Linked DNA regions of Homo sapiens: region 1 is linked to region 2. Evidence: chromatin contacts called from ENCODE Hi-C or POLR2A ChIA-PET data. All regions are on one chromosome and are shown on one strand. Each heading gives the region's core, a stretch centred on a gene start or an enhancer-like site at or near the end of the contact. The rest is flanking DNA. Distances are from core to core; before and after follow the strand shown.

The links. A loop is a pair of places that touch in the nucleus more often than their neighbours do. ChIA-PET counts read pairs that join two places held with the same protein, here RNA polymerase II (POLR2A). Pooled maps may share reads with other maps.
Region 1: a loop to region 2 is called in a pooled map, with 3 times the contacts of the local background. The contact joins the enhancer-like site here to the promoter of RNF26 in region 2. A Hi-C loop is called at or near these places in 1 of 50 pooled maps. POLR2A ChIA-PET finds 5 or more read pairs at or near these places in 2 of 52 experiments (H1 and WTC11).

What each region holds. Positions count from the first base shown.
Region 1 is chr11:119,614,297-119,620,434 of GRCh38, forward strand. No RefSeq gene overlaps it. Among named protein-coding and RNA genes, the nearest start is that of NECTIN1-AS1, 93 kb to the right of the region's middle. RefSeq lists enhancers at 1-357, 1,833-2,422, 3,603-4,190. Within about 2 kb of position 1,400, at least 8 of the 41 ENCODE cell types and tissues checked have a DNase peak (open chromatin) inside an H3K27ac peak, as active enhancers do.
Region 2 is chr11:119,330,242-119,336,924 of GRCh38, forward strand. It overlaps RNF26 (ring finger protein 26), which reads left to right and starts at 4,286. Exons shown (of 1, transcript NM_032015.5): 1 at 4,286-6,683. The coding sequence starts at 4,882. The coding sequence ends at 6,183. RefSeq lists an enhancer at 3,928-4,819.

The sequences.
Region 1 (6,138 bases), core at 150-2,649, 280 kb after region 2:
CCCTTGCATGGCTGTTCCGAGTCACAGGCCCCCTCCATTTAGGACATTGTAATGCGGCCTTCTTTCTTTACTCTAGACAAAGGAGATACTGCATAGGCAGTTGTAAGTGTGAGTCTGGGGTGTCAGTATCACTGTGGGTGGAGTTGGTTGGCAGTTGAAAGGCCTCAGGCCCAAGCTGTGGGACCACCCACTGTCTGATGGAAGTGAGTGATGAAAGAAGCATGACAAAATGCAACCCCAGAGAGGTGGGATTGGGGGTGGATGGGGGAGTGGACACTCCCAGCGGCATCCCAGACAGCTGTTTTCATTGATGCGTTCTATAGGGAAAAATTGTGAAAGACTTTGAAATGGACCAAAAAGATGATTGGGTGTCTTGTCTAGCATACTCTTCTGGGTTTTTTTCAGGCTTCATGGTCTTTGAGCTATTTTACAGCCCTGGAAGTTACAGAAAACTGGTAATAACACAACGAGGAAAAGGCATGTGAGGCCATAGCAAGAGGACACACAAGCCAGGAAGTGAGCCCCCATCAGACACCTGAACCTTGATCTTGGACTTCCAGTGTCCAGAACTGTGAGAAATAGATTTCCCTTGTTGAAGCCACCAGCCTATGGTGTTTTCTTATGGCAGTTGGAGCAGACCATGAGAGCTATATTTCAGGTTCTTTGAGATTTTCTTTTAACCAATTGTAATATCTTACTGGTTCCCCCATGAATTAATGGACTAAATACAATTTTTGACATAGGTTATTGGTATCAGAGTCACGATTTTGTCCTTAAGAAAAAGTTATTCTTTGACCATTCAATCATTCAGCAGAATGTTTGTTGATGCCGTCCCTGGCCCTGGCACTGTGCTGATGGCTGGAAATACAAAGATGAGTTCAACATAGTCCTTGTCCTCAAAGAGCTCCTTGTGTGGTGCAGAGGCGGGCAGGAGGCACACCAGTGAGCATCAGAGTGTCGGTGCTGAGGCTGCAGTTGGAGGAGGTCGCTTTTGGCAGGGATTCGGGGCAGGGCTGGGAAAAGCATGAGTTTTGGAGTCAGACAGGCCTAGCTCTAAGTCCTCAATTCACCACTTCAAAGCTTTGTGGCTTCAGATACATTCATTTTCTTATCTGTGAAGTAAGGATAGTATTTTCATCTTAAGGGTTTATGAGAAGTAAATGAGGTATTGTGTGCAAAGAGCTTAGCCCAGTGCCTGGCATATACTAAATGCTCAACAAATGCTAGTCTCAGCCTTCTGGGCTATGATTTCAGAGGTGCAAGGAAGGCCCCTGATTCCTTCCTCTGCCTGCTAGGAGACACCTGAAATTCCTTTAGGAGAGGAAAAACCTTTCATTACACAGCTAGCAAAGCACTCCCAGTATAAACAGCTTGGGACAGGAAGTGTGGTGACTCAACACACGTTAATATGTAATTTGCTGATGCCAGGGCTTCCGCTTAGAGAAAGTTTTCATAAGCATAACCCCTTGCCTGTGAGTGCCTCTGAAAGCACTTTCACATCTCTGACCTCATGTAATCCCCCCAGCGCCTATCTGGGGAGGGCAGGTCCTGGAGGATCATCCTTACTCATTTTACCAAGGAGGGGACTTGGGCTTTGAGCCATGAAATAAATAGTCCATTCCAGGTTACTCAGCCATGATCCAGGAGCCAGGCCTCAGACCTCAGTCTCCAGACTCAAACAATGCACCCTTACCTCCAGTGGAGTGAAGAGGGGAGAGGAGTCACTCTAGAAGAGAACTTGGGGAACCTGAGCTTAAAGAAGCTGAGTCAACCCTGGGTGGAGGAAGCAGAGCCTCCCAGGATGGTGGGTTAAGGATCTGCTCTCTATAAGCTGTGGAATTCTTACCATGTTGGGCCTTGATTTCTTCTTTTCTAAAATGGTGGTAGTAATGCTTGTCTCACAGGGCTGCTGTACGGATAAAGAGGATAACACAAGCAGTGTCTAGCACAATGCTAGATGGAAGGCTTCAAGCCACACAAGAGCAGGGACAAATCTGACTTGCTCCCCATTGCATCCCAGCAATCGGTAAAGCACCAGGCACGTGGTAGGTGCTCCAGGAGTATTCAACAAAGGAATGGATCAGTGAGTGGCATGGGCTCAGTGCACGGCCACTGTTGTAGTCATTGTGTAGGAACAGGATCGCTGGTGGAACTCACCGAGCCTGGGGACGTGGAAGAGAGGCTGGGGGAGCCGGGTCTGCAGACACATTTCAGTGGCTGTGGGGAGGGCAGGCTCAAGGAAGAATTCAGTTTCTTTGGATATGAGGGCTTTGGGACACCTTCTGCTCTGAATGGAGGAGCCAGGAGCTGGGATACTCCATGTCCAGGCCAGGGGACAGGGTGACTTCAGGTAGAAGTTGTAGGCATGCAGGTAAGCCCCAGAGAGCATAAGGAGAGAGAAACCCAGGCCCATGCTAAACCAGCAGGGGCAGCCCATGTGGGTGGTGCAAGGACCAGACAAGCAGCCTCCAGGGGGTGGGCAGAGAGCTTCTCTGTGGCCCCTGTGCTGGGGTAGGGGGCATGGGTGGCCCAGAAGGACAGGATGCCACTGTATTTCCTGAGAACTGCTGCCCCAGCCCTTAGCTGTTCCTTCCACTAGAAGCCATTTTCACTCCTACTCTGACCCTCCTGAGACCATGGCTCACGGTCAGGCCCTGATCTTCTCGTGGATTTCTATCGATTTGGATGTTTTTGACAGAGCGTGTCTTTAGGAGAGGCTGGTGGGACCTTCTGCTCCTGAGCCGCGATCTCTGCCTCCACCTGAATCTTCACCTCTGCTCTGTACCTCCCCTCTTCACTCACAGCCACTGGCTCAACTCTCCCACTTAAAACAAAACAAACAAAACCCTCTCTCCCTTGGCCCCAGCTGTCTCTTCAGATCACGTCTTATCTTTTCTCCCCCAACTCGTATCTTGGGAGGATTAGCGTTCCTTGCTGTCTGATGTTCTCTCTCATTCACTTTTTTTTTTTTTTTTAAGCAAGTGGTCTTCCAGGTGTTTTTCCTCTGAGTGGCATCACCAGTGGTCTACAAAGTCACCAAGTCCCCTCTCCAATCCACCCCCTTACCACTTCTAAATCCAACTGCTGTTCTCAGGACGTTTCTGCCTCCCATGGCATTTGGCCATGTGGGCCGCTGCCTGCTTGGAAGTCCAGCCTCAGGTCCCAGGCGGAACCCCGCCGGTGCCTGTGGCTTTGGCCTTGGCTGGCTTCTTGCTTTCCTTCGCTGGTCGCCCGCCCCCTTTGCTGTGGGTGCTTCTCGAGTGGATCCCAGTCCTCACCTCCTCCCTCCACGCGTTCTCCCTGCGTGAGCTCATCCTCCCTGTGGCTTTAATTACCATCTGTAGGCTGCTGGCCGCTCCAGTGTGGGCTTGTCTCAGGAGAAACAGCCCAGCAGCTTAAGAGCATCTCCATCCCCACATGTGTGAACTTGAGCACGTTCTGAACACCCCTCCCGCCTTCCCGCATGGCCACTGTCTCAGTAAGCATCTCTCCAGTTGCTGGTCAGAAACCTGGACAGGACTCCTGATTCCTCCTTCTCTGTCAGCCCCCACACTCAGTCCTTCTGTTTGATTTGACCCAATCGCCCCTTAGGTTTTCCTCCTAATTTGCTTTCCAGTCCACCCGCTGATCTCCTGCCCGCCTCAGTGATGGCTTCCTCCCAGGCTCCCTGCCTCAGTTGCCCCGGCTCACTCCCATGGGCTCAGCAGGTCTTGGGCTCTGCCTCATGCCTTGGGCTTCTCTGTCTGTCTGTTCCCTCCCTCCAAGCTTTCCTCAAGCCTCACCTCTTTGAAAGCTCGTGTCACAGTTAAGAGGGATAGTCTGGAGCCCACAGACCTATTTCAAATCTAGATGTCAGCACTTAGCAGCTTTGTGATCTCAGCCTCAGCAAACTTCTTACCTGCTCTATGCCTCAGTCTCCTCTTATGTAAATGGCGATCCCTGCTTCTCATCGATTGCTGTGAGTCAAGTGTGTGTCTCTAGCTGCTTTTGTATTCTAGAGAAAGGCGTTCATTGCTGCCAGGGAGACAGGGATCTTTGTTCCGGAAAATGACCCATTGATTGTGTCAGATAAAGCTCTCTACCCACCAGAGTGAAACTGGGAAGGCCAAAGAATGGGGCTGAACTTCTCCAAAGACAAAAGCCATTTCAGCAGGAAGCAATGAGAACCCGGAAATGGCAGAGGGGGGTCAGCCACGGGATTGGAGTGCAGAGGCTGAAGACAGAACCCAGAAGATGTGACTGGTTCAGGAGGAACTGGCAAGAGCAAGAGGTCTGATTTTTAAATTTCGAGTCACTTGTTAGGCTTCAAGAAGGTCCCTCCTATTCCCCAACTTCTAGGAAAATTATCTTACAAGTTCTGCCATAGGTTAGTAACATTTTGGGAGAAAATTCAGGACGAGACAGATCCCATCTGCCACTTCTTCCAGGAAGCCTTCCTGGACTCCCCCTGTCTCCCAAGTCTGGTTTTGGTATCTCCTCTTCTGTAGGTCAACAAGAAGAAAAAAACAAACAAAAACAAAAAACAACCCAAAAAATTGCATAAACTCAAGAGTCAGAACAGGATTGAGAGAGAAGAGGAAATCAGAATGAGAGGAAATCATGAAAATGCCAGGTCCTGGCAATTCTTAGGCATCTTGGAGACTGTACGGCATGGAACTGTTTTTATCTGAATACTGAAAGTGACCCCAAAGCTTTAAAGGGACATCAAGAGATCATCTGTGTTACTGAGAATTAAATTAGATGATGTACATAGAGTTCTTAGCCCCAGCCCCAACACACAGGAAACTCAGAAATTTGGGAGTTACTTTTTTTTTTTTTTTTAACAAACATTATAATGTCCTATTTTATAGATAGCAAGGATATAACAATCTCATCAGAGGTGAGGTGGGCAGAGATCTACAGGAACAGAGGGAGCTTATCTCCTCTTAACTTCCCTGGGCACCCAGGCCCCCTAATGGGGACACAGCTGCTGGTGACACTGGCCAAACAAGGACAATCTGACCATATCTGGAAATGTCCACTTTTGTTTTTATTGTCAGCTACTATTATCATTTTTAATAGGACAGGGTCTCACTATGTTGCCCAGGCTGGTCTCGAACTCCTGGACTTAAGCAATCCTCCCGCCTCGGCCTCCCAAAGTGCTGGGACTGAGCCGCAGTCTGAGCCGCAGCGCCAAGCTCTATTATTTTTAACATCACTGTCCTTCCTCAGTGTCCCCAGAGTGCCTCTGCCTGTCCCCACTCATCTGTTGTTGAGTGTGGATCTTGGATTACTACTTTTCTACTTAGATGTAAGAAATCTGGCTGATTTTCACATGTGGTTTATAGAAATAGAATGATTTTTTTGGTTCCATCATGTATCCTGTCTTCCTCCCTCCAATTTCACTGCAAGCTCTGAGTTGGAACTCAAATGGCCAGTTCTCCTTAGGTCCCTTGTGCCTCATGCACAGCAACGGCTGCACCGATGTCTGTTGCTGTGGGTGTTAATTTCATCCCTGGATGGGTCCAGAGAGTCCACACCTGGGCAGGAGGCTCAGCCCGGAAGCCCCTGCTCTGTCTTTGCCTGTGTCTTCACTCAAGTCTCTTGGGACAGCCTGAGCTGCTGAGATGTGGTGGTGGAGAGGAAACAGAGATGGGGTCTTTGAGAAGAGAAGGACTAGCAGTGTGAAACTAAGTGGGTGGTCACAGGGTGTGGGGGTTGTATTTAATTAGTCACTAAGCCCTTTCATGAGATCTTGAGCCATGGTCCCTTGTTGAGGAAATGTGTGTACATGTGAACTACATGGAAAAGGACCTCAGGGTTGTCACATCCAACTCTGATCCATTGTAAGAATCTCCTTTTATACCTCTGACAGGTTTTATTCAGTCTTTACTTGAATGCTTCAAATGATGGAGAGTTCATTACCTTTAGGGAAGGAATTTTTGATTACCTAATTATTTTTATTTTTATTTATTTTTCCTTTTTAGAGACGGGTCTCACTCTCACCCAGGCATGAATGCAGTGGTGTGGTGATAGCTCACTGCAGCCTCGAACTCCCAGGCTCATGCGATCCTCCTGCCTCAGCCTTCTGTGTAGTTGGGATTACAGACAGGTGCCACCACACCTGGCTAATTACTTTTTTTTGGTAGAGACAGGGTC
Region 2 (6,683 bases), core at 3,036-5,535:
TGGTTACACTTTTATCAATATTATTCATATTAAACAACCATCTCAAATATCTGTGGGTAGTGCACATGCAAGGGTAATTTGATTTTCCATTTGAGACCATAATTTGCTCTTTGTGAATCTTCTTAACGCTGCTCAGTCTTCTAGTTTCCCCTTCCTTCCTTCCTTCCCTCCCTTTCCTTCCTTTCTTCCTTCTTTCCCTTCTTCCCCCTCCTCTCTCTCTTTCTTTGTCTCTTCCTTCCTTCTTTCTTCTTTCTTTCTTTGCCTTTCTTTCTTTCTCTCCTTCCTTCCTTCTTTCTTTTTTTTTCTCTCTCTCTCCCTTTTCTTTCTCTCCTTCCTTCCTCTCTCTCTCTCTCTTTCTCTTTTTCTCTCTTTCTTTCCAGAATCTCAACCCTGTTGCCCAGGCTGGAGTAAAGTGGTGCAATCACAGCTCACTGCAGCCTCGACTTCCCAAATTCAGGTGATTCTCCCACCTCAGCTTCTCGAGTAGCTGAGACTATAGGCACATGCCACCATGCCCAGCTAATATTTTGTATTTTTAGTAGAGACAGGGTTTCGCCATGTTGCCTAGGTTGGTATTGCACTCCTGGGCTCAAGCGATCCGCCCACCTTGGCCTCCCCAAGTGCTGGAATTTCAGGTGTGAGCCATGGTGCCCAGCCCTTCTAGTTTCTTGTCTAAATTAAACCGACTTGTTTTAACAGCATTTAGCCAGCATTCCCATCATGTATCCAAGAGCAGTTGTAAGGTCAGTTGTGATACAGTTTTTTCCAAGATATTTCATCTTTGGGCACATCCAGAATATTGCATATAATCTTTTTATTTTTCCAAAAATGCCATTATTATCAGCACAATTAGGCTGTGTCTTCTAATAACAAGTTCAACTATGTGCCATACAGGGGACATGTCACCAAAAAAATGCTTCTAGATTTTTGGCCAAAATCCTGGCTTGTTCATCTTTATTATCTTTACTAACCATGTCATTACTGTTATCATCGACTTGCCCTTGACAGTCTTTTAAATCAAAGACTAAAATTGCAAGTAGGTTTTTTCCTTAGTGCAAAACTAGGGAAAACTAGTTTTTCCTTAAGTCAAAACTAGAATATAGCTAGTTAAATACACATGCGTGTTTTCTCTATATTTACATATATGCAAATTTAAAGATAAATAGGAATTAATATTGAAAAATGTTCCTCAGCCACATTGCACAAACCACGTTAATTTCTTTTCTTCTTTCTTTCCTTTTCTTTTCTTCTTTTTCTTTCTTTCTTTTTTTTTTGTAAGATGTGTAGGACAGAGTCAGCACGGTGGCTCACGCCTGTAATCCCAACACTTTGGGAGGCCGAGGCAGGCAGATCACTTGAGGCCAGGAGTTCAAGACCAGCCTGGCCAACATGGTGAAACCCCGTCTCTACTAAAAATACAAAAGTTAGCTGGGTGTGGTGGTGCACGCCTGTAGTCCCAGCTACTGGGGGAGACTGAGGCACAAGAAGCACTTGAGCCTGGGAGGTGGAGGTTGCAGTAAGCTGAGCTCGTGCCACTGCACTCCCGCCTGGGTGACAGAGCGAGACTGTCTCAAACAAGTGCAGAAGAGCTGAAGAGCTTCTTCGGGCCTGAACCGTGTTGTTTGCAGAGCTGACGTTTGGGGCTATAGGCTTTTCCGTACCAGTAACGAGCACTGGATCCTGACTGATAGAGGACCCAGGTGCTCCTTTATGGAGACATTTGTTGTCTATGTTTGTAATACTTGGGGTCCTCTCAAGCTTGGGTGGCACTGGGAGGGAACAGGGTGGAGGGTACAAGGATGAAAGCAAACCTTCTGTGACTGTATCTTTTTATAAAGTTTTGACTTTGGGACCCTGTAAATGATTTGCATAATTAAAAAACAAAATAAAAAAAACCAACCTAAAACATGGCAATAATATAGATTTTACTGAATGCTTGATGAGGAGACGATGGGGAGGGCCGTAATATACACAATAGCACAAAACAAAACCCCTGAATTAGACATTCTTTTCTGGTTTTTCCAATCTCTTAATCCTCAGTCCTTCATAGTCTCTAAAAATCCCTTCTATTGTCCCAGCTAGAATCTTACGCTGAGCAAAACAAAACTAAACAAAAAAACCCCTGAAGTTAGCACAACAGCAGAAACCAGCTGCCACCAGAGCAGGCCTCCAGAGGGCTTTACACTACATCTTCCATTAGAAAATACTGCAAGGATAGGGCTTCTAGGTGTTCAGCTTTCTCAATATCTGGCTTATTTTCTTCTCAATCCCTGGGACTAACATTGTCAAACAATTTGAACTGCCTCCCCAAAGCCAGTTGGAGTCTTTGTCCCTGCCCAAAGCAGGATTACCTGCTAGGTTTCCTGGGAGTCAAGGGTTGTGGCTCATTAAAGAGGGCTTTGGATTAGTGAGTCTCAAATCACTCAAAGGGGAGGTCTTGGTCCTAAACGAATGGAAATTCTCTCTTAGAGGATCCTGCCAACTCTGAGAAGGACTTTACATGCTTCTTGGTGTGGAAAACTGGCCAGTTAATTGCACGCAGTGCAGGCACAGCACGTTTGCCAAGTTTGACTTTGGACATATTGTGTAGGAAGCACCAGTGGGATACCCATGAACCGTTCATGTCCAGGAAGCAGCTGGAGCCTGAAGTTTGCAGGACAGGTTCAGGCTGAAGACACAAATTCAGAAATCATCGTGTATACAGGAGAGGAGGCTATGATGGAAACAGAAAGAATATAGGAAAGGGTAATGATTCTGAGGCCAAGGGTGGAGGAAGTGGTGTCAAGTGCTGGAGGAAGATTGATTAATAACAACATAGTGTTCACTGGACAAATAAGATCCCTTAAGAGGAGATGGTACGGGCGATGGGATCAACTGTCTTGAAAGGGAGGTGGGCACATTCTCCAAGATTTGACACTGGCGGGAGGATGCGAGTAGGAAAATAAAAACATCAGCAACACATCACAACACAACAAACCATAACCTGGCCAGGGCCTGAGAGCAGGGAGAGAGAAAGGGTAGGAAGAAGCCAGAGGAGTTTCAGCGACTGCAGTCCTTCCTCTGCACTATAGCGTACCCCTACCACGATCCCAAGGCCTCAGTAAAGGTTTGCTGCACACCTCAGCTTCTTATCAGTGATGCTTTGGAGAATGAAGGACTCTGAGGCAGTGTTCAGGGCAGACTGAAGGAGGACGGACACTTTCAGGAGCCCAGGAGTGGAGATGGAGAATTCAACTCAAGTAGGAAATTCAGCAAAGGTGACCAGGGGAAAGATAAGTCCACTAGGAGTCTGCTAAGCATCCTTGGAGTTAGTAGAAAACGCCAGGATTCCCAATATATTTGGGATGGGGTTTCAAATATATTTTGACTATTGTTTGAGTATTAAAGAAAAGGGCAGGGCCGGGCTTGGTGGCTCACGCCTGTAATCTCAGCACTTTGGGAGGCCGAGGCGGGTGGATCACGAGGTTCAGGAGTTCGAGGCCAGCCTGGCCAACATGGTGAAACCTCGTCTCTACTAAAAATACAAAAATTAGCCGGGTGAGGTGGTGGGCACCTGTACTACCCGGGAGGCTGAGGCAGGAGAATCGCTTGAACCCGGGAGGCAGAGGTTGCAGTGAGCCGAGATCGCGCCACTGCACTCTAGGGTAGGAAGGCCCAGGGTAGGAAGCTGAGCGGTTTCTAAATCTGTAGCCCCTTTTTCTCAATGACAATGAAGTAATCTTCCGAGATGTTGAAAAACCTGGTGAGGAAAGTTTGGAATAGCAGTTTGGGAATCCCCTGTAATAATCTGCTTTCCCTTGTGAACAGCAGGCACTGTCTTAAAATTTTTTTGTATCCTCAATGCACTGTAGGAGTTCAATAAATGATAGAATAGATGAATAAATAGAAGAGAATGAGGAGACGGATCTGGGCAGGCTGCGAAGGCGGTGCTATTCCAAAGCCCAGCCCAGAGGCAGTGACCTCCGACCCAAGCCAAAAAAAAAACCTCGCGTTCAGAGGCCGGGAGAAAGAACAGCTCCCAAATTGAGGGGAGTCCAAGACCCTGCTCTTTTAGAGGGTGGGGCTAGGAGAGCGTATTTCGACGCTGCCCGCCAACGAACCAATCCCCGCCTAAAGGGGGAGGGGATTTAATCTGTCGCCTCTCCTTCCCTTTGGAAAGTAAATACGTTCGGGCGCCATTCAAACGGACCAATGAGTGATCGACGTTTTTGTGGTTGGCCTTCACCGATTGGCTGGAGTTTGTCGTCCCTCCCTCCTCGTCACGCCTCTGGCTCCACCCCTTTGCACACAAGATGGCGGCGCCCAGCGGAGTAGGGGCTGCGCTTGGGGTTTGCTGAAGCTGGCTGCCTCTCCCACTCCCCTTTTGGGTGCAAAGCGCCGCTAGCGGGAAGACGGGGGCCGGGCGGGGACAGGGGCACCTGCGTAGCTGGACTGAGAGCCTGCGCCCAGCTTACATCGACCCCACCCGGCCCCGGCCCGACCCGACGCGACCCGATCCGATCCGATCCCATTCCATCCGTTCCTCGTCTCCTCCCGGTCTGACCCGTTGCCCGGCCGTGGTTCGCCACACCAGGCATCCAAAGCTGAGGTCGCTCCTACGGCCTGGGCTCGCCTTCGCTTTAGAGATGTTTGGCCTCTTCCCTCCCAAACAGCCCATCTTCAAAACCTGGACTCTTGGACTGGCACCTGGCCACCTTTCCCTCTACCAAGACTCCACTTCCGTCTTACCCACTTCTTCCTCAGATTCTTGGTACCCCCTGGGTTGGAGACTGCTCATTTTCCTTCCAAATTAATCCCAGACCCCCTAAAATATTGACAACCTTGACAACCCCCCAACCGAGGAGCCAGACTTTGTTTTGGACTAACTTCCATAGCCCTATCATGGAGGCAGTGTACCTGGTAGTGAATGGGTTGGGCCTGGTGCTGGACGTGCTGACCTTGGTGTTGGACCTCAACTTCCTGCTGGTGTCCTCCCTCCTGGCTTCCCTGGCCTGGCTCCTGGCCTTCGTCTACAACCTGCCGCACACGGTACTGACTAGTCTTCTGCACTTGGGCCGCGGAGTCTTGCTTTCATTGCTGGCCTTGATCGAAGCCGTGGTCCGGTTCACATGTGGGGGCTTGCAGGCCTTGTGTACTCTGCTGTATAGCTGCTGCTCTGGCCTAGAGAGCCTAAAGCTCCTGGGGCACCTGGCCTCTCATGGGGCACTGCGGAGCAGGGAGATACTGCACCGGGGCGTCCTCAATGTGGTCTCCAGTGGCCATGCTTTGCTGCGCCAGGCCTGTGACATCTGTGCCATTGCCATGAGCCTGGTGGCTTATGTGATCAACAGCCTGGTCAACATCTGCCTCATCGGCACTCAGAACCTCTTTTCCCTGGTGCTGGCCCTGTGGGATGCAGTGACCGGGCCTCTGTGGAGGATGACGGACGTAGTGGCTGCCTTCCTAGCCCACATTTCCAGCAGTGCTGTGGCCATGGCCATCCTCCTTTGGACACCCTGCCAACTAGCCCTGGAGCTGCTGGCCTCAGCTGCCCGCCTCCTGGCCAGCTTTGTGCTTGTCAATCTCACTGGCTTGGTGTTGCTAGCTTGTGTGCTGGCAGTGACGGTGACTGTGTTGCATCCGGACTTCACCCTGAGGCTGGCTACCCAGGCACTCAGCCAGCTCCATGCCCGGCCATCCTACCACCGTCTTCGAGAGGATGTCATGCGGCTCTCTCGCCTAGCACTGGGCTCAGAGGCCTGGCGCCGAGTCTGGAGCCGCAGTCTGCAGCTGGCGAGTTGGCCAAACCGGGGAGGGGCACCTGGAGCTCCCCAGGGTGACCCTATGAGGGTATTCTCAGTTAGGACCCGGAGACAGGACACTCTTCCTGAAGCGGGGCGCAGATCAGAGGCAGAAGAGGAGGAGGCCAGGACCATCAGAGTGACACCTGTCAGGGGCCGAGAGAGGCTCAATGAGGAGGAGCCTCCAGGTGGGCAAGACCCTTGGAAATTGCTGAAGGAGCAAGAGGAGCGGAAGAAGTGTGTCATCTGCCAGGACCAGAGCAAGACAGTGTTGCTCCTGCCCTGCCGGCATCTGTGCCTGTGCCAGGCCTGCACTGAAATCCTGATGCGCCACCCCGTCTACCACCGCAATTGCCCGCTCTGCCGCCGGGGCATCCTGCAGACCCTCAATGTCTACCTCTGAAGCCTCCTTCCCTGCCTGCCCACCCCTCCATGCTCCACGCAGGCACTCACGCTAGGACAGCATTAACACCTCATCTCCGGGTCCTGGTCTGAATCCCCTCCTACCCCTGTGGCCATCCTGCCATACATCCAGGACATTGAGTTGGAAGACTATGATCTGGGTGGGGGCAGGATAACATGGCTTCTCTTTACCCAGTGGGTCCCTTCGATGCTGAGGGTGGTGAGTATGTCACTATGCAAGGGCCCTGAGACTATTTGCTGTGGGCTCTCCTCCAGCCTGCCCAGGGCCCACCCAGATGCCTCTGGGGTTACCCCTGTCTGCTTCTGGTTTTTCTGTTGGAGATCTATAGGTCCTTTTCCTGCCTCCTTCACATTTCCTCCCCAGCTTTTGCGGCCACAACACATCAGTGTCATTTGGGTGTTTTGGCAACTCAGGGGCCTTCGGATGATCTTAAACCTTTGTGTTCAGCCAGAGCCCCTGTGCCCTGGTAGGCGTTGGGG